2 separate regions of the Homo sapiens genome follow, and region 1 is linked to region 2. Evidence: chromatin loops called from intact Hi-C (ENCODE). Cell type or tissue: A673. All regions are shown on one strand. Links, peaks and the distances in the headings refer to the core of each region. The heading gives the core; the rest is flanking DNA.

Region 1 (2,920 bases), core at 177-2,676, 220 kb before region 2:
TCTGCATGTAAAGCACTCAGCCTGTGCCAGTCTCAAACACTCAGATCTGGCAGCAGCTGTGATCACTGCCACCATATATTATCATCTGAATGATCTGGGCTCTTAAAGTCCATGAGGATCTTTAGCATAAGGTGAACCCATGTCTGAATCTCATTTTCACCATGTCCTGGCCCTGTGTCTTTGAATTGGCTCGTCCATCCCAACCTCAACTTCCTCCTCTGTAAACATAGGAAACAGTAATGCCCACCTACTGTTGTGGTTTTGATTAGGTAATAGGCATCCAATGCCCCTGCAGTTCAGTGCCAGTTGCATGCTAGGTGTTCAGTATTTGTTTCTTTCACAGGAAAGGAAAAGAGACCTCCCTGCCATTGCCTTTTCCCTTTAGTAGAAGAATCCATGGTCAATGTGTTAGGGAAGTGAAAAAAACATATATCAAGCCATTTCAGGGAAGATGCTTGGCATTCTGAGATAGAACCTGTTTGCAGACAACAGCATCAAGTTTGGAATTGGAAAGCTGGGGCCTAGTCCCTGAGTCCACTCCACCCACTAACTCACTTTGTGACTTTGGGTAAGTCACAGACTCTCTGAGACTGGACTGCCCTTTCTGTGAAACCAAGGGTACAGGAGATGAGAGTTGTTTCATATTTTGTGCAGCAGCAAAGGCTTTAATTCCAAACAAGCTTCCTGCATATACAAAGCAGGTAAGAACAGAGATGCGCTGATTGAAGCAAGGTTCAGGGAGGGGTTGCCAGCCTCCTCCTTCTTTCTTCTTCTCACCCTGCAGCACTCTCTGATGCTATTTTGAGGGACCCTGGGGCTCTGGGAACACAATGTGACAGCCATTGGACTCAGATCCTTTCCTCCTTAAATATTCCAAGACTCTGTGTTTTTACATCTACTGCCTTGCCACTCAATTTCTCCTGACCTGGTGTGTGTGTGTGTGTATGTGTGCGTGTTTGTGTGTGTGTGTGTGTACCACAAACAAATGCTCAGAAAGGAAGCAAAAAGAAGTTCCACCAGCCATTAAGGAGAAATTACAAACGCATTTTTCTCTGCCTCTGGCACATTAATAAAATAGATTACAAAACTGGAAGTGAGTTGAAGCAGGGCAGCATCACAAAAATTGGGGAGGGGTGAGGAGCTGCTTCCTGTATAGTCATCTGATTTCATGGCCGTTCCCATGCTGAGAAAATCTGTCTGCAGCGGCTGCTGGGAGGATGTGGAGCTCATGCATTAAACATCAGGGGGACCCTCACAACATACACCGTGGGGCGGGAGAAGGATGGGGAGGAGGAAGTTCTGTGCTTCAGTACAGGCTGAGGGGACACTTCTGACATGCCCCAGTGCACCAATACCATGGGCTGAGATCTGGAGATTGTTTAACAAGGGCCTGGGAAAATCACTGAAAACTTCAGGGTGGTGGATGAAGGAGAGTGTAACATGCAGAAAGTACAAAGATATTCTAGAGTTTTGAACATGGAAGGGCCACCTAGGGCAGGGTGGGGGGTGGTCCACACAGGGTCACTTTGTCTAGGTGGTCGTAGAGAATAGTTACCATGTGCTATAAGCTCTCTGCGCTGGATGCTGGGATTGGTCATTGGAGTGAATTGAATTATTGACCCCAATTCTTCACTCTCCCTTTATCCAGCCTTTTGCCATGTGACTTTGCAGCCTCTCCTCCTACAGGGTGGATCCTGCACATTGGGCATGATCACATGGTTTGTTTTGGCCAATGGAATACAAGTGGAAGGGCCAGTGTGCTAGTTCTGGGATGGGACCTTAAGAAACATTGCAGGTTTCCACATTTTCTCTTGCATCTCTGTCCCTGCCATGAAAGAAGCATGTTCTGGCTAACCTGCTCATACACAGAGGCTGACAGACATGCAGAGTCAAGCCAGGCACCACCTGCAGCTCAGGGCTGCCCCAGCTACTTGCAGAATAAAGCTAGATGAGAAATAATACTTATGGTTGTAGGCAATGGAGATTTAGTGGCTGTTTGTTATACAGCAACAGCTGACTGATATAGTTATATGTGAAGTCATTCATTCTATTCACATATTTGTTCATTCAGCAAATATTTCTTGAGCACTTCCATGCCAGACATTTTGCTAGGCAGTAGGGATATAATGGTTAGTAAGGTATCTAGGAAAATGAGCAGGGATTTCAGATTTATTAATTCAAGGATTGAACATGGACTATGTGCCAGGCATGGTGATAAGTACTGCAATGACAATGGCAAACAAAATACATAAGGCCCCTCCGCTCATGGGACTTACAGACAGCAGATCAAACAAGCAACAAGCCGGGAAATTTCCAAAAAGCTTGATGAATAAACTTGTCTCTTCCTTTGAACGAGTCACTGTCCATTTGACAAGACAGAAAAGTCAGTAAACTATTACCATGTAAACTATTAAGCACTAGAATGAGATGCCTATAGGCAGCTCAGATAAAATACCTTATCCAACCTGGGGTTGGAGACAGGAAGAAGATAAGAGAGGGAAACCTTTTCAGGGCACAAAATATCTGAGCTGAGCACTGAAGGTCAAATAGTTTGCAGAGGGAGAGAAGAAAAGCAGGGATGGACTATGAGGCAGAAGGTACAATAACCAGAGTAGGGAGGCAGGAAACAGTATGGTGTCACACTGACAGTAAAATGTACTTCTACATATTATTGGAAAATAGAGTGGAAGAGGGAGAGGCAGATGAAGGGCTTAAAGTAACCAGGTCATGAAGGAGTTCAACTGCCAAGCTGAGATGGTCGGACTTGACTGAAAGCAGATAAATAGTGAGCTATGGAAAGTTTCAGCAGCAGAGCACAGAATCAGGTTGGCTTTTGGGAATTTTAGAATGGTGGATTGGCTGGGTTGAGACCAGAGGCAAGGAGCCCAGGAGGAGACTGGGTAACAGCCCAGGAGAGGAG
Region 2 (2,920 bases), core at 331-2,830:
AAATCTGCAGCACCAAAGAGGGAACTGAGACTGGAGCCTGGATGTGGGGAGATGGGGAGGATGATGGTAATTCTTCTTCCTCCCCAACCCCCAAGTCTATTCTACTTTATTCTCTGTTCTGCTCTGGGTCCTGGGAGGCTGGCCCCTGAACACTATATCACCTAGTCTTCTAGGTTGGGGTGAGATAATGAAACTGGGTGGAGGGGGGATGTGGTCAGCCAGATACCAAAGAGCAAGTAGAGGTCTTGCCACAATGAAGAGAGGAATCACTTGAGGATGAAGTCATCACAGAGGAAAGAGAGGCTGGAGAATAAATGCCTGTGTACTTTATTCAGGCGCTTGGATTCAGCCGTGCCTGAAGGCCTACTAATGATCCAACAAGTTTTCTTCTTCCCTTAAACTAGCCTCTGCATCTGAAAGAGTCCTGATCCACCCAGGCAACCTTGCAACATTGTAAAAAGAGTAATTAACTTGTAATTAGACCGACCAGGGTTGTAACCACAGCTCTGCATGACCTCGTGCAAGATACACTGCTGCTCTCTGAATCTATTCTTTCACACCTGCAATCTCCAGGAGACAAGAACAAAATAAAATCATCCCTGTAAAAGCCCCTAGATTATATTAGGTACATCCAAAAATGAGAGTTTATCTTGAACTCTCTCCCTTTTCTGGGTCCCAGTACCATAATAAGAAAAATGTGATTCTTAGCATTGATGAGCTTATACATTCCATGAGTCAACCCATATGCTGTCTTATACCATCACGTTTTCTTCCATCCCCTGAAATATTAGTAAAAAGCTATCAGCCTGTGATCATGTGCAAGTGGCATAATTTCCTTGTTACTCACTTTCCCCAAATGTATAATGAAGACATTAATATTATTTACCATATGGAATTGTTGTGAAACTAACCTAGTTCATGCATCCAAAGTGTTAGAACTGGATGTTGAATGTAGTAAGTACTCAATACATACTGGTTATTTTGTTAGTGGTAGTGGTTTTCACAGTAGTAGTAAGTATTGTTATTATAGAGAACCTTCTCTGGCATATACATCTATATCTCCACCATCTCATTTACACCTAGACAACATAACCCTGTGAGATTGCTAATGGATACTGTCCCAGATGCACAGATCAGGAAACTGCCTTACAGAAGTTGCATTGCTTACCTGAGTCTTGAGCAGGGATTTGAATACAAGTGTGCCCAATTCCAAGCCCTGTGTGTTTCAGGACGACAGGGTATCACCACCCCACCCAAGTCCAGCCGGCCATAACCTCTGCACTTAGAAACGCAGTTGGCCTGTGGGTCCTTTGGATACACTGCAAGCATAAATTCTCTGGAGAATGTTCCCAGAAGTTTGCTTCTGAAGCCGTCTCCCTCTGCAAGTACACTTTCTTTTCATGTGAATGAAACCCACTAAATGGTATGGTGTCTGCTCTAATTATAGGCTCCCCAGCCGGTGCCAAGAGGAAGTTGGTTAATGTACACTTGAGTAGATTTCAAATCGGATTTTGTGAGTCCCCAGCAAGAGGGAAGGAGGCCAACTTCTCCCCCGGAGGAGAGTAACAGGAAATGCTGTCAGCACAGGAGTCTTCCCAGTTCGCCTCCTGCCAGAGCAGGTGATGCCCTCTACTTCCCAGGTTGCAGAGGCCTCTCCCTGACTCCTTTTCCTCTGCCCCTGGCCTGTCCCAGAAGCTGAGAGCCTGGGGGGAAGGAATGGGAAAAACAAGCCGAGGCGCTGGGATGGAGAAGGTATGGCAAAGCGGAAACAATCCTTTGGAATCAGATGAAACTGGATGCTAAGCCCAAGTATCACATTTCAGCTCAAGTATCACATGCGGGTGCCAGTATTTCCTCATGATGATTCCAGGTAGCTGTGTAGAAACATATGTCATAGTGTTTATTCCACATCTCTCCAATACTTATTCATGGCCTACTTGTGCTGCACTGTACTGCCATGAGTAAGATGGGACCCTGGGCTCCTTGGAACTCCTAGTCCAGCCTGGATGGAGTAAGCCGTCTATGTGCATCCATTTCACACGTCGTGATGAGAGAAGGAGAACACGCCACAGAAAGGAGGGGGCATCTGATCCACCATGGATGCATCAGGGAAGACTTCCTGGAGGAGGCACATCTAGGCTGGGACCTCAAAGAACTCGAATGAGCCCAAGGAAGGGTGGGAAAAGGAGCCCACTTGGAAAAGTCCATGTAAAGGCCCAGAAAGAAATGAAAACAGTGCATTCCAGGAACATCATTTAGAATGGCTGAAAATTGTAAAGAAGAGGCCAAAATGGCAAAAATACAGAAATGCATTTTTGAAAATCATGAAATCTAACACAGCCAGTCAAAATAATATGAACAAGGGATATTTTACAGTGTAGGGATTCAAGAGTTATTGGGTGAGTTTAAAAATGATATTGCCACATGAGCCCTACTGAAACAAAAAAAGAAGAAAGTAATATACGTGTGCATGTGTTCTAAAAGACTCTGGAAGGATATACATAAAAATTAGAATAGTAATTATCTCCAGGGGATGGAATTATGGATGAGTTTTCTTTTCTTCTTTTTTTTTAAATTTCCCAATTTACTGCAATGAGCATGTATTGCATTTGTAATCAGAATATAGTTTTTTAAATAGAAGGAGTGTTATTAGTATAGATCATGATCTACAGATATAGATCTGCTTAGCCTCGTTGCAAGCATTAAGTTTGATTGTTGTGCAAAGTTTCTTATAGAGCAGTGCAGTGTAGACGTCCCTTCCATCGAAATGCCCATGATCATTGTGGGAGCTCCTTGGAGCAGGGGCCAGAAGCCCTTTTCTCCCACGCTTTCACCCCTTCATTCCACATATATGTATGAAGCAGCATGCCAGGGTCTACGGAGACAGAGTTTCACCAGACCCAACTTCTACCTTCAAGGA

What was found. Peaks named below come from ENCODE experiments on the same cell type or tissue, not always from the same donor. Only the 100,000 strongest peaks of a DNase experiment are listed, where the experiment ranks them.
Region 1: a loop joins it to region 2, with 2.1 times the contacts of the local background. A loop is called at or near these places in 1 of 110 quality-filtered maps.

The regions. Positions count from the first base shown.
Region 1 is chr22:27,061,893-27,064,812 of GRCh38, reverse strand. No RefSeq gene overlaps it. Among named protein-coding and RNA genes, the nearest start is that of LINC01422, 160 kb to the right of the region's middle. In A673, for the core only: no CTCF peak of the experiment used is centred there; a DNase peak (open chromatin) is centred at 1,222; H3K27ac peaks cover 1,446 bases.
Region 2 is chr22:26,844,133-26,847,052 of GRCh38, reverse strand. No RefSeq gene overlaps it. Among named protein-coding and RNA genes, the nearest start is that of LINC01422, 58 kb to the left of the region's middle. In A673, for the core only: no CTCF peak of the experiment used is centred there; a DNase peak (open chromatin) is centred at 1,492; H3K4me3 peaks cover 524 bases; H3K27ac peaks cover 1,805 bases.